2 separate regions of the Homo sapiens genome follow, and region 1 is linked to region 2. A link is a contact called in ENCODE Hi-C data. All regions are on one chromosome and are shown on one strand. The core of a region is the stretch at or near the end of the contact, and the rest is flanking DNA. Distances in the headings are between cores, read along the strand shown. Region 1 has its middle 60 kb from the start of XYLT1. Region 2 has its middle 400 kb from the start of XYLT1.

Evidence for each region. A loop is a pair of places that touch in the nucleus more often than their neighbours do. Pooled maps may share reads with other maps.
Region 1: a map with no recorded cell type shows a loop between it and region 2 (8-fold over the local background). The contact joins two enhancer-like sites. A Hi-C loop is called at or near these places in 3 of 37 single-sample maps with no recorded cell type and 2 of 50 pooled maps.

The regions. Positions count from the first base shown.
Region 1 is chr16:17,527,917-17,534,811 of GRCh38, forward strand. No RefSeq gene overlaps it. Among named protein-coding and RNA genes, the nearest start is that of XYLT1, 60 kb to the left of the region's middle. RefSeq lists an enhancer at 2,391-2,510. Within about 2 kb of position 2,220, at least 4 of the 41 ENCODE cell types and tissues checked have a DNase peak (open chromatin) inside an H3K27ac peak, as active enhancers do.
Region 2 is chr16:17,065,966-17,073,643 of GRCh38, forward strand. No RefSeq gene overlaps it. Among named protein-coding and RNA genes, the nearest start is that of XYLT1, 400 kb to the right of the region's middle. RefSeq lists an enhancer at 5,121-5,440. Within about 2 kb of position 5,071, at least 10 of the 41 ENCODE cell types and tissues checked have a DNase peak (open chromatin) inside an H3K27ac peak, as active enhancers do.

The sequences.
Region 1 (6,895 bases), core at 970-3,469, 460 kb after region 2:
ACTGTGTGAAGGGATCTAGCAAAGGGGCAGTTGGGGCTTAAAACTAGCCTTCGATTTGCTGACCTGGCAAGGCTTGGCTGTCATACAACCTGGGGTATCCCCAGCACCTAGCACAGTGCCTGACTCAGAGCAGGTCCCCAGGAATTGTGGATTGATTGACACTGTCTGGCTAGGTCCCAGCACCATCCATCATGAGACAGAAAAAAAAAAATCCGCTTCCCAGGCAGAGCAGCCTCCAAGGCCCACATGGCCCACGGCACCTCCTCATCAGCACGCACTTCATGCTGGCCAGCCATCAGCCAAGCTGCAATCTCAATAAATCAAGAGGCTGGGGCACCATTTCCCAGGGACCTGCCAGAGTGCCCCTGGGCGCCCAATGAGGCTGAGAGTTCTGCTGCCGGTCGTGGATCTTGAACTCTCAAAAGCAATTGGTGAAAAACACCAATGGATTGTGAAAGAAGTGATCACTCCTCCTTTCCTCTGTAGGTAGAGGTTGACAGTCAAATCTAGTTTCAAGGTCTCTGTCTCTTTGCGGTCCTAGGTAAATACGATCATCTCTCGAAACTTTCATTCCTCCATCTGTAAAATAGGTATGATACTCATCCCTACCATCCAATGTGTGGAGATCCACATAATGCTCTAATATACTAGGTTGGTGTGAAAGTAATTGCATTTTTTTCTCATAAAAGTGGCAAAACTGCAATTACTTTTGTGCCAACCTAATAGTACACGGCACAGTATATACAATGTGTAATATAGTACATAGTACATAGCAGATTATATATATAAATTATATATATACATATAAAAATAAACATACACACACACAGACACACACACGCACATATATATAATGAAGCCTCTTCCTTTAATGGCCCAAGATTGAGCCAAAAGGAAATACAGGGAATTAAACCATGAGGACAGAAATCTCCATCTAGGCTGTCTTGGTTGTTCTGCTCACATTCCCCTACCCAGGCTTGCAACCTCCCGTGAGGCTGTCTGAGCCTGGACACACCCCTAGAATCTTCATTGCCAACAAAAGAAGAGAAAGGGAATAAGGGGTATTTGTGTGGAATCTGAAAGAGACAAACACACTCCTTGTTCTTCTCAATACAGGTGTTTCCAAAGCTGCCAGAGAGACCCAGAGCTTAGAGTTGTGATGACACAAGGGTAGGTGATGTGGACAATGACCGGGGCCCCCAGCCAAAACCATCCCTGTTTATCTGTTCCACAGAATGGTGTTCAACATCAGTTCTTGTCTGGTGGAGGGGGAAGAGATTGTGCTAATGAATAAACATACAAAGTAGACAAATGTTTATCACTCCTTACTAGCATAAGATTCCATGCGTACAAAACCATATAAGCTGTCTATATGTGTGAGTACAGCTCTAGAAAGACAGAAATGATTGTATTGGATGCCAGCTTAAAGTTGGGAAATACCATTAGAAGAAATCGCAACTTGAGAATCTTGCATTTTATTGCCAAGTGTTTGGTTTTAACGAGAGTCTAAATGTGCTCACCCATTCACTCATCCCTCCCATAAATATTCCCTGTGGCCCATTATGAGTTTGACACTCTGCTAGGCTCTGGAAGACAGGCAGAATGATGGAAAGAATCATTTTCTAGAAATGACTAAATCCTAGTTAAAAAGGGGAAATATTTAAACTATTAGTGACAATATAATTTATGCATTCCGCTAGTACATGCGGAACAACTCCTGCATTTCAAGAATTATTCTAGACACGAGGGATACAGTAGCAAGCAAAATATAAAGATTTCTCTTTTCATGGAACTTGTGTTCTAGCGGGGGGAAAGTGCCCAATAAAAAAATAAGCGAATAAATGCATAATTCATACTAGCTAGTGATAAATGCTTTTATAGTAAAGCAGGTAAAAGATGAAGAGTGATGAGAAGGGGCTACTGTTTTAGATCAAGCAGCTGGGAAAAGTCATTTGGAAGAGGTGACATTTGGGCAAAGAGCTGAATCAAATGAGGCAGTAAGTCATAGCAGGTGGAAGGGAGGTGTATTCCAGGCAGAAGGGAGCAAGTGAGCGACAGCCCTGATGAGCAGGGTACCTGGAATATTCCAGAAGCAGTGGGAGAAATGAGTGCGGCTGAAGCCCAGGGAGCAGTGGAGAGATACTGGGGAGAGTGGTGAGGCCACATCATGTAACACAGCCTGCGTTGCTGAGCAGCCTTCAACAGGATGCAAGCCCTGACAACGAAAGAATAGTTAACTCAGAAAAAAACAAAACCAAAACTAAAACCCAGCTGCTACGGTAATGGAATTGGGCAAGCAAAACCGATAGTTCATGAAACACAGGAGCAAGACACCTGAGACCTGGCTCACCCAGCAAGGTGGCTGCAGAGCTGCTTAGACTTGGAGAAGCAGGGGATTCCCTGTTATTTCCAACTAATAGGAGGAGTCAGAGTGCAGAATGAAGATGTGCTCTGCTAGCCACCTCTAGAGAACATCTCTCCTCATTTTTGACTGCCCAGAACCTACCTATGCTGAGGGAATCCTCCTGGTCTCTGTTCCCACCTTTCTCTGCAGAAGCTGATACCAGTTTTCCCAGCTTCCCTTGCAGCTAGGGTAAAAGCACGTGACCTCATTTCCACCAATCAGCTTGCTTGCTCCAGCCTTCACCATGGAAGCTGGCATTTCCCTCAATGGTGGCTTTCCCTCTGGAGGCTCTAGGGGAGAATTCCTTCTTTGCTTCTTCATCTGCTGGTGGCTGCTGGCATTCCTTGAATTCTGGCTGCATCACTCTCATTGCTACCTGCATGGTCAGGCTTCCTTCTCTTCTCTATGTCTTCTCTTCTGATGGTATTAAGACTCTTTCTGTTTCACTTTTTAAAAAATCTCATTTTTATTTATTTTTTAAAATATTTACTTTTATTTCAATAGTTTTGGGGAAACGTGTAGTGTTTGGTTGCATGGAAAAGTTCTTTAGTGGTGGGCTGGGTGTGGTGGCTCACGCCTGTAATCTCAGCACTTCGGGAGGCTGAGGTGGGCAGATCACTTGAGGGGAAGAGTTCAAGACCAGCCTGGCCAACATGGTGAAACCCTATCTCTACTAAAAATACAAAAAAAAAAAAAAAATATCCAGGCGTGGTTGCATGCACCTGTAATCGCAGCTACTCAGGAGGCTGAGGCACTAGAATCACTTGAAACCCAGGAGGCAGAGGTTGCAGTAAGCTGAAATTGGGCCAGTGCACCCTAGCCTGGGTGACAGAGCAAGACTCTGTCTCCAAAAAAAAAAAAAAGAGAGAGAGAAAGAGAAAGAAAAGTTCTTAAGTAGTGATTTCTGAGATTTTTGTGCACCTGAGTAGTGTAACTGTAACCAGTGTGTAGTCTTTTATCCCTCACCCCCCTCCCCATGTACCCCCAAGTCCCCAAAGTCTACTGTATCATTTCTATGCTTTTGCATCCTCATAGCTTAGCTCCCACTTATGAGTAAGAACATACAATATTTGGTTTTCCATTCGCGAGTTACTTCATTTAAAATAATGGTCTCTAACTCCATCCAGATTGTCGTGAGTGCCATTATTTTGTCCCTCTTTATGGCTGAGTAGTATTCCACAGTATCTATATATACCACATTTTCTTTATCCACTTGTTGGTTGATGGGCATTTAGGCTGGTTTTATATTTTTGCAATTGTGAACTGTGCTGCTATAAACATGCATGTGCAAGTGTCTATTTCATATAATGACTTCTGCTTCGCTCTTAGGACACTTGTCATTGGATTCAGGGTTCACGTGGATAATCCAGAATGATTTCCTCATCTCAGGGCCTTTAAATTATTTCCATCTGTAAAGACCCCATTTGCCAAATAAAGCCACATTTACAGATTTCAGGGATTAGGACATGGTCATATCTTTTTGGAGGCCACCGTCCCATCCCCTATGCCACCTCCTAGAGATCTTATGAACTAACTAATACCTTTTTTTTTTTTTTTGAGCTGGAGTCTTGCTCTGTCACCCAGGCTGGAGTGCAGTGGTGTGATCTTGGCTCACTGCAACCTCGGCCTCCCAGGTTCAAGTGATTCTCCTGCCTCTGCCTCCCAAGTATCTAGGACTACAGGCACCTGCCACCATGCCCGGCTAAGTTTTTGTATTTTTAGTAGAGATGGGGTTTCACTGTGTTAGCCAGGATGGTCTTGATCTCCTGACTTCATGATCCACCCGTCTCGGCCTCCCAAAGTGCTGGGATTATAGGCATAAGCCACCGCTCCTGGCCACTAATAACTTCTAATACTTTTTTTTTCCTTTTCGTTGATACCAGCCTGAATTGGTTTGTTTTTTGTCAAACAGAAGCTTGACATGGACCCCACCCTATCTCTCTATTCCTGGCCACCAAAGAGGACAAGATGTCTGGAATGCAGCCCTGCTTGGGGGCATAAGTGTGAGACTTTGGTTCCAGCTGATATGCACAACTCTCTGCCTTCCCGTCTGCTCACTTTGACTCCTGCCTCGTAGTAAAGGAACGGACCTCCCATGTCAGAAGCTCTGTGGTTGAGACATTTTCTTTCAGGTTAAAACATGTCTTCTGGCCCTAAGAGATTGGGATGTGAAACCCACCACAAAGAGTGGAGGGAAGCTGGCTGGGTGGTCAGCCTCACCACATCAACTATTTATGGCTTTGTTAAAAAATAAAAACCAGAGCAAACTCACCCATAGAAACCTACAGAACATGCATGAGCCTTTAGGAGACTTCAGGAGGGACAGTGTTGTCTCCTAAGCTGTCTTGCACCAGTGGTGTCGGTGCGTGGGGGTGAGAAAGGAAATCTCACGGGAAACTTTCCATGAATACTTGGAGCCTATTATGAGCAAGAAAACGACAATATGACAAACACAAGAAGCAATATCTCACGGTGGTTACACCCATGTGCTTCAGAGCCAGAGAGATATGGGTAGAAGCCTGAAAACTGATACCACTGCTTACCATCTGTGTGATTTTGAGGATTTTTTAAAAACCTGAGCCTCAGTTTCCTCATCTTTGAAGGGTATTAATGCCTGCCTTGTTTTTTTGTCTGTTTTGTGAGGATTAAATAGATTCAGTAAAGCTCTTAGCTTAGTATTGGTGTATGTGAATATGTGAAGACATCTTATATTCCTTTGCCACTATTGTCATCCCTCTTATCTAAATAGCATCATCTTGAATTCAGTTAAATCTGTGGACGTATTGTCTCTTAGTGCATGTGCTGTACTCCACAGTGTCTGGCACGTGATAGGTGCTACATGAATTTTTGGTTTATAAAGCTGTATTGTTTTGATGGGTGTGTAATCAGAGTTTAACGGACCAGAAGGTGACAAAATTCAACTGATCCTCCTAGACATGGTGCCATATTTCTCTGGCTCCATTCTAACTATAATGCCAGTAATTTCAATCTCCACCTAAATAAAGCTCATCACTATCACTCCCCCACCATGTCTGGGAGTCCCTAGGACAATGTCTCACCTGTTCTTGCATTTCTGGTTTGTTTGGGCATCAGTGACACCTGCCATTCTCTTTCTGCTCTGCACTGCCCACTATGGATGAGGATACCATAGGTGAAGGGTTATGAGATGAGGTTGAATGACTGTGATATTCCAAAAATTTCCAGTTGAATCAAATATCACTGAGCTCTGCGACCCTGGCTGGCTAAGTCACAGAATCTTTTTTTACTTTTTGTGTGTGTGTGATGGAGTCTCACTCCATTGCCCAGGCTGGAGTGCAGTGGTGCAATCTCGGCTCACTGCAACCTCCGCCTCTGGGGTTCAAGTGGTTCTTCTGCCTCAGCCTCCTGAGTAGCTGGGATTACAGGTGCGTGCCACCACGCCTGGCTAATTTTTATATTTTTAGTAGAGATGGGGTTTCACCATGTTGGTCAGGCTGGTCTCAAACTTCTGACCTCGTGAGCTGCTGCCCTTGGCCTCCCAAACTGCTGAGATTACAGGCATGAGCCACCATGCCCAGCCATCACACAATCTTTTTAAGTCTGAGTTTTATCATCTGCAAAATGGGGGAGATCTATCTTCCTCATAGGGATGATGATTAAATGAAATAATGAACACAAAAGGAATAGCCTGGTATGCATTAGGTACTAAATAAATGCCAACTATCATTTTTATCTCCTTGATGAATTATTTTCCTAGTGGCTATACCACCCCACATGCCAATAATGACTTTTGGTAGATATGCCATATCTAGTCAGATATTTGGGGGTGGTGGGAGAGTGAGCTGGTGGCAGAGAAGGTGGGGACAGAGACTTTCTATTATGGCATCTCGGAGGAATAAAATAGTAACTGTCAGAAACGTGATGCTATAGAAATCAGCTACAGAACCAGCTATATGGATTGTGAATTTTTTTTTTTTTTTTTTTTGAGACAGAATCTCGCTCTGTCTCGCAGGCTGAAGTGCAGTGGGGCAATCTCGGCTCACTGCAAGCTCCACCTCCTGGGTTCACGCCATTCTCCTGCCTCAGCCTCCCGAGTAGCTGGGACTACAGGCACCTGCCACCACACCAGGCTAATTTTTTGTGTTTTTAGTAGAGGTGGGGTTTCACCATGTTAGCCAGGATGGTCTCGATCCCCTGACTTCGTGATCCGCCCGCCTCGGCCTCCCAAAGTGCTGGGATTACAGGCATGAGCCACCACGCACAGCCTGGATTGTGAAGTTTTAACTCCAGTGCTGTCATTTGCTAGCAAATGCCCTTGGGTAAGTTCTTTAATCTTGCAATGTCTCAGTTTTTAAATCTGCAAATAGGGATAATAATACCTATTTCACAGGACTGTAAGGATAATTGAATAAGTTCATTCATGTCAAGCACTCAACATGACTTCTAACATGTAATAATTAATCAATAAATATTGACTATTATTAGTTTCCCAGTGAATCAATCAAGAACGTA
Region 2 (7,678 bases), core at 3,821-6,320:
TCACACTCTCTCCTGGTTTCCACCAGAGCATTCTGTCATTCGTCACCCATTTCTGCATTTTTCCGTAAGACCTTGTTGTTTTGTTTTGTTTTTTGTTTTGTTTTTGTTTTGTTTTGTTTTGTTTTTGAGGTGGAGTCTCACTCTGTCCCCCAGGGTGGAGTGCAGTGGTGTGATCTCCACTCAATGCAACCTCTGCCTCCTGGGTTCAAGCAATTCTTCTGTCTCAGCCTCCCGAGTAGCTGGGATTACAGGTGCCTGCCACCATGCCTGGGTAATTTTTGTACTTGTAGGAAAGACGGGGTTTCACCATATGGGCCAGGCTGGTCTCGAAATCCTGACCTCAGGTGATCCACCCACCTTGGCCTCCCAAAGTGCTGGGATTACAGGCGTGAGCCACCGCACCTGACCCGTTGTTGTTTTTACAAAGGCCCCTTTTCTAACCATTGATCTACACTGAGACAGTCTCAAGAATAAAGTCCTCTGGTTACCTCCACCTGGTGCTTGGTGTGGTGCCTGACACACAGTAGGCACTTAATAATTGTTGAGCTGTCAAATGGAACTGAAATGCTGAATGACAACCAGGGAAAGGTAATTATGAGTGAAAACTTAAGTCATAGAAAGGAAACAGCCTTCTGGGCACACAGAGAACTGATGGTTTCCTTCATGATGGTATGACCATAGACAAGGCTTGTGTACAAAGGCAGCCTACCATTTACTGCATCCTTTTTGGCTGCCACAAAGCTGTAACTAAACAGGCTCAATGTTTGTGATGGGCCACTGGTTAATAATAATAACACTCTTTGAACATTTATCAAGAGCTAGATGCTTGTGCATTATCTCATTTAACTCTCATAATGGTCCCATGAACGGGGATGTTATTATTATGCTCCTTTTATAGGCTGGAAGAGATTAAGTAACTTGGCCAAGGTCACATACCTCTAATAGGGCAAGGCCAGGGTATAAATCCACCGGTCTGATTCCGAGGTCCCAGTAGTTAAGCACTCTGCTACTTACTTACCACCAGACAGTGCCGTAACGGTGGTCCCGCAAAAGTATTTTATGGTTTAGAGTTCAGGCAACACCAGTGAGAGGAACACTGATAAACTGAAGTATCTATCTTAGGAAACCAGATTAAAGTGATGGAGGGATGGATGGAGAACCTTTGTGGGAGTCTATTTATCAGGGAGAATGTAAAGACTCTCCAAGAAAAAGAAGCACCTTCAGGTCCCTTGGGGACCATCAGGGAAGCAAGAACTAGATTTGTTTTGGGTAGTTTCAGGCAAAACCTAGAAACATCATGTTTTCTCTAAGTTGACAGATTCCCATACAGTATGAAGGACACACTTTCTAACCCAGGGCTTCTCAAACATGAGTGTGCTTATGTATCACCTAGAGAGCTTGTTAATGCACACACTTCTCACCCCCTACTCCCCAAAGAGATTCTGATTCAGTACATCTGGGATGGAGTGTGACCCATTGCGCTTCTGATAAGCTTCTACATGCTGCCGTTGCTATGCTTGGGACCACACTTTGAGTGGCAATGCCCTAGACCAGGGGTCAACAAACTTTCTCTGTAAAGAGCCTGTTGTAGTTTGGATATTTGTCTCCTCGTTTTGAAATGCGATCCCCAGTGTTGTAGGTGGGACCTAGTGGGAGGTGTTTTGGTCATAGGGGTCCCTCATGAATGGCGTGGTGTAGTCCCTGCATTGAGTGAGTTCTAACTCTATTAGTTCATGAAAGATCTGATTGTTAAAAAGAGCATGGCACCCCTCCTCTCCCTCTCTTGCTCTCTGTCTCACCGTATGACTTGCCTGTTCCCTCTTTGCCTTCCTGCATGGTAAAAGCTTCCTGAGGCCTCACCAGAAGCAGAGGCTGGTGCCAGGCTTCTTGTACAGCCTGCAGAACCATGAGCTGAATACACCTCTTTTCTTTATAAATTGCCCAGCCTCAGGTATTCCTTTATAGCAATGCAAAATGGACTAATACAGAGCCTGAAAGTGAATATTTTAGGCTCCTGGAGCAACTACTCTTTCGTTGTCATGCAAAAGCAGCTATACACACAATGCAAATGAATGAGCATGTGTTTCAATAAAACTTTATTTACAAAAATAGGCAGCTAAGCCCTTCTGCATCAGTTAGTGTTCTTAGCTGGCAGCAACAGTAATCACTTGCTAGTTTAATGAGGAAATGAGTTGCTTACAGCTTCCCTTTGGGCTACCACAGAGCCTATTACCACTATCGGCTATGACCTTGTCCAGTGTTACTGATGCTTTAAGAAGACCCAAGTCCCAGGCCGGGTACGGTGGCTCATGCCTGTAATCCCAGCACTTCGCGAGGTTGAGGCAGGTGGATCACCTGAGCTCAGGAGTTCGAGACCAGCCTGGCCAACATGGTGAAACCCCATCTGTACTAAAAATACAAAAATTAGCTGGGCATAGTGGTGGTGGGCACCTGTAACCCCAGCTACTCAAGAGGCTGAGGCAAGAGAATCGCTTGAACCTGGGAGGCAGAGGTTGCAGTGAGCGAGATTGTGCCATTGTACTCCAGCCAGGGCAACAAGAGCGAAACTCCATCTCAAAAAAAAAAAAAAAAAAAAGAAAAAAGAAGACCCAAGTTCCATTTCTGCCAAGTCATCTGCTGCATCTTAGATCTCAGTTGGAAGACAGCAGAAGGGTGTGTTCTGTCTCTGTGCCTGTGTGTGGCTGACACACATGAGCAGCTCTCCTCTGAAGCTGAAAGTTGTCTACGCTCAAGTTACTCACAATGGGCAAAGTATGATGGCGGGGCATTCCCATCAAGTGCATTATTCCATCCCTCTTGCACCATACACATCAACAGAATCTGCCTTATGCAAGAGCTGATAGACACAGACAGACATGCAGGGTGCTGGGAGAGCCTTGGGTCCAATCAGTCAAGTCATCAAGTCTGGGACAAGGAGCATATAATTGAACCCAACTCAAGGCTAAACTCAAGTTCCAGGAATGCCAGAAAATCCTTATCCCCAAGAAGCAAGCCTTCATCAAATTCAGTTTAACTGTTAGTTTGAGTCATGGTGGCAGAATAACACTTGGTTGGTTATGAAGTCAAAAATAATCCCAAACGTGGTCTCTTGGATAAGAGCTGGAACCCTGGGTCATGAGGGAACTGATGTGTATTCTCTTTCTAGGGAACTCCTTGGGCTGGTTTCATCTACTTAAAACCATAACCACTGGTAATCTCTCTATTCTCTCTCATACACACACACATGTATGCTTGTACACACACACACACACACACACATATAGATTCTTACTAAAGGATATTTGTTGCAGACACTCAGAGAATCTCCAGAGAAACCTGGCTTAGAGGCCGTGGATTCAGGGACATCGCTGAAGCCCTGTGCTGGTGGAATTCCCACTACTGATATCTTGGGCCAGGAACTGCATTCTGGGAACCAGCACTGGGTATGGGATGCTATTGCAGGGATCTCTGCCTTTGTTATCTCTGGAAGCTGGACATTCCTACTGCTCCTCTCTCTGGGATAGATTCTGTGTGGGAACTAGAGGAAAAGTCTCACACAGATATGACTGAATGGTGGACCCTAGGCCACACGCCTCTGCCCTCTCTGCAAAAGCTTCTAGGAAAGAAAGTTTTAAGCTTCTGCCACAACGTGGGTAAACGCTTCAAACAAAAGAAGGGTACACAGAGAAGCAGAGTGATAAAGAGGGATTTTACAGTGCCCATTATACCTCTGAAGACAGCTTTTTGGGATTAGGTTCAAGGCATCTAGGGCCTTTATCCAGTGTTTTTTCTACTTTTCCCCTCTTTTTAAATTAACCTCAAGTTTCTTCCATATCCTTTATGTTCTTGAGCCCTCAACACACACACACGCACACACACACGTCAATTTCTCCCCACTACCAGTCCCTCAGGAAGGGCTTAGCTTAGTCATAAAAATGAAACCCAAATTATTAGCAAAGCAAAATCTGCTTCTCTCTTTCCTAGAGAGAAGGAATCCTTCAGTTCTCAAAAACACATGGTAGATAGTTTAAAAAAAAATTGAGAAAGAATTTGAGTTGAACAATTCATATTATAATACAAAGTTAACTTCAGACCATTTAATAATCAAAATTGCAAACAAATTGGTTTGAATTGCAGCAAGACAGCTTTCTGGTTTTCAGGCTTGTGGCAACATGGAATTCCTTTCCTGGAGGTCTTTAGGGAATTGGCTGGATCTACCAAGTGGGCTGGCATAATTATGTCATCTTTGGGTGTGGAGATAGAGAAGTGGATCAAATAAATGGCGTTCACATGTCCCTGCTAGCCTTGCTTGAATACTGTTAGTGTGTAGTACCCACATCTAGGAGATGGCGGTGCAACGCTAAACATTCCAGCGAGGACAGACTCACAAGTGCTCGCATGTCTGGCGGGAGAGGCAGAGGTAGCTGGAACCAGGAACAAAGGACTGAGTCTGGGGTTGGGTTAACTACTGCTTATTTTATTTTATTTATTTGTTTTGGTACAGAGTCTCATTCTATTGCCCAGGCTGGAGCGCAGTGGTGTGATCTCAGCTCACTGCAGCCTCCGCCTCCCGGGTTCAAGTGATTCTCTTGCCTCAGCCTCCTGAATAGCTGGGACTACAGGCGCTCACCACCATGCCTGGCTAATCTTTGTATTTTTAGTAGAGACAGGGTTTCATCATGTTGGTCAGGCTGATCTCGAACTCCTGACCTTGTGATCCGCCCACCTCAGCCTCCCAAAATGCTGGGATTACAGGCGTGAGCCACTGTGCCGGGCCCTACTGCTTATTTTATCCCCAATCCAACCCCAATAAGTTTTGCGATTGCTAGAGACCCCGAAATTGCCAGAGTAGTTGAGGAGTACTCTAACATTTTCTCTGACTCTTAGTTAAACATTGGCAACTTTTCCGAGACTATAAATTTGACTGGGGCCCAGTCATTTCTCTCTTTGTAGTCTGTGAAAATTAACTGAGTCTGCAGGGGCTGCAATCACCGCCAAAAACCGCAAGTGTGGGCTGTTCCTCCACACTGACAAAAATAACAGCTAATTAGGCTGCAACACCCCAAGGAAAGTGAACTTACGCCACCAATCGCAGGATGGCATGCAAAACGTCGCCATGGCAACCGGCATTTACAGCTCTTCAATTTTAATATATCAAAGGCTAAGGGTAATTTCCCAGCGAGAATACAGGAGGGTGGATTTCTCCCCTCTTTATTCTTTCTGCCGGTCTTTTGCCAGTACTGTGAGTACGGAAGCTCTATTCCTGTGGCAACAGGTTTTAAAGGAAGAGAGCCTTGTGAAAGCATGAAACACCTGGCGTGGGACTCCTGGAAATGCTGGGTGCCTCGGGAGGCGCAGGGAGAAAGGCATGGCATTCTTCTTAGAGTCTAGGCTGGGTGAACAGAGCTGAGAGGAGGTGAAGTGTGAGCTGTGAACTTTTGCCCTCAATTGCAGGTGAACTTTCTGTTTGCATAAAAATGTTTTCTTTTCTCCCCTCTTTCCCCTCCTCTGCCCTTCCCTCCCCTCCCCTCTCCTCTCTCCTCTCCTCTCCCCTCTCCTCTCCCCTCTCCTCTCCTCTCCTCTCCTCTCCCCGCTCCTCCCCTCCACGCTCCTCCCCGCTCCTCCCCTCCACGTTCCTCCCCTCCCCTCTCCTCCCCGCTCCTCCCCTCCCCGCTCCTCCCCTCCCGTCCCCTCCCCTCCCCTCCCCTCTCCTCCCATCACCTCCCCTCCCCTCTCCTCCCATCCCCTCTCCTCCCATCCCCTCCCCTCCCCTTTCCTCCCATCCCCTCCCCTTCCCCTCCCCTCCCTTCCCCTCCCCTTTCCTCCCCTCCCTTCCCCTCCCCTTTCCTCCCCTCTCTTCCCCTCCCCTCCACTCCCCTCCCCTCCCCTTTTCTCTTGTTGGCCCTCCCTTTCTTCCTCCCTCCCTTCTTCCTTTTTTACCTCCCTCCCCCTTTGCTTTTCCCCCCCTTCCCTCCCTCCTTCCTTTTTTCCCTCCCTCCCTCCCTGCCTTCTGGTTTTGTTGAGTGCTTACTCTGCATCAGGCACCCAATAGGCATCGTCTCATGTATTCTTCATCACTACATTGTAAGATAAACACTATTCTTATTTTAGAGATGAGGACATTGGGATGACGAGTCCTAATCTCACAGTAAGTTGTAGAGCCTGGATTTAAGCCAAGTCAGACCTCACAACCCAGGACCCTTGTAGTTTGTGTCTCCTCTGTGTTACTAAAACTTACTCTGTAAAAATGGAGGTGGATATATTTATTAAAGTCACTGCCATCACCATCATGAGTTGGTCAGTGCTGCATAACAAACACCCACACAATCTTAGTGGCATGCAGTGAATAAGCATCTACTTTGCTGCAGGATAGGATGACTCTGTGATTATTCTGGGACTCAGGCTGAAGGGAAAGTGCTTCTCACGGTGATGATGTTAGTCACTAGAGGGTATGCCCAACCACATAAGTGCATTTCAAATCTATCCCATGTCATATCTGCTAATATCCCATTGGCCAAAGCAAGTCACGAAGTTGAGCCCAAAGTCAAGAATTGGGAAAGCATACCCTCCCTTTTGTTGAAGTAATTGCAAATTTTTATAGTAAGGGTGTGAACACAAAGAGAGGTAAAGAATTGGGGCCCCAGAATCATTCTAGTTCAGTAACTGTCTATCATCATCATCATCAACTTCATGATCTCTGTGAACCAAGCTTCTCTTTACCTTTGTCTGTGTTTAAATAATGAGTGATCTCTTTATAAAGTTCTTCAAAGAGGACAGTCATTCGATTGAAGCAAAATAATAATTATTATTGAGCACATACTATGTCCCAGGCACTGCACTGGGGCTACATCAGTGAACAAAACATCCCATCTCAAAATAACTTACTGGGAACCCTAAAGCCCTGTGCTAGACATTGAGAAGCCCGCAAGAAATTCTAACACATGCCAAAACCATTCTGAATATTTCACAGAAGATGTCTGTGCATCAAAATCACCTGAGGAACTTGTTAAACACCAAGACTTTCAGAACTTGCCACCAACAACTCTAGGTCATAGGGTTAACTCTCAACCTATCCCATTGAAAACCTTGCCCCAAACTACAGTTGAGTTGTAGGAAAAGAAAGTTACAGGAAATAAACTACACGTACACCCTCTTCTTTGGCTACTCCTTGGGCAACAGGCCTTGATTAAAGTTTCCAGTAAATCTCTTCCAGTCCCCAGCCCCCATTCCAACAGTGTTAGTGAAACCAGGAAGTTGGAGCCACATGTGATGAGGAAAGACACAGGTCCCCTCTTCCTGTCCCTCTAGGGAACCTCGGAGAGATGTGGGGCTCCAGTCATATTCTGGTTGGGAGTTGGAGACAATTTCGTTGAATTCTAAATTACCAGACTCTTTAGTGAGCGTCAGGATCATCATGATGACTCTAGAAGGGAGGTGTTACGAATTCTATTTTGGCAGTCAAAAATGCAAACACTGAGAGAAGGATCTCACTGTGATCACATAGCTAATGACTGAGTCCAAATCAGAGTCCAGGTGTTCTAAATTCTTAGGTTTCTATCCTAATAGCAGCACTGCCCATGAGCTCGGTGAGCTGGGGCTTATTACTTAATTTGACCCCAGTTTCCACATTTTTTAAAACGGGGAGTGGTGCACATAGTTATCAGTAATTTCCAGAGTT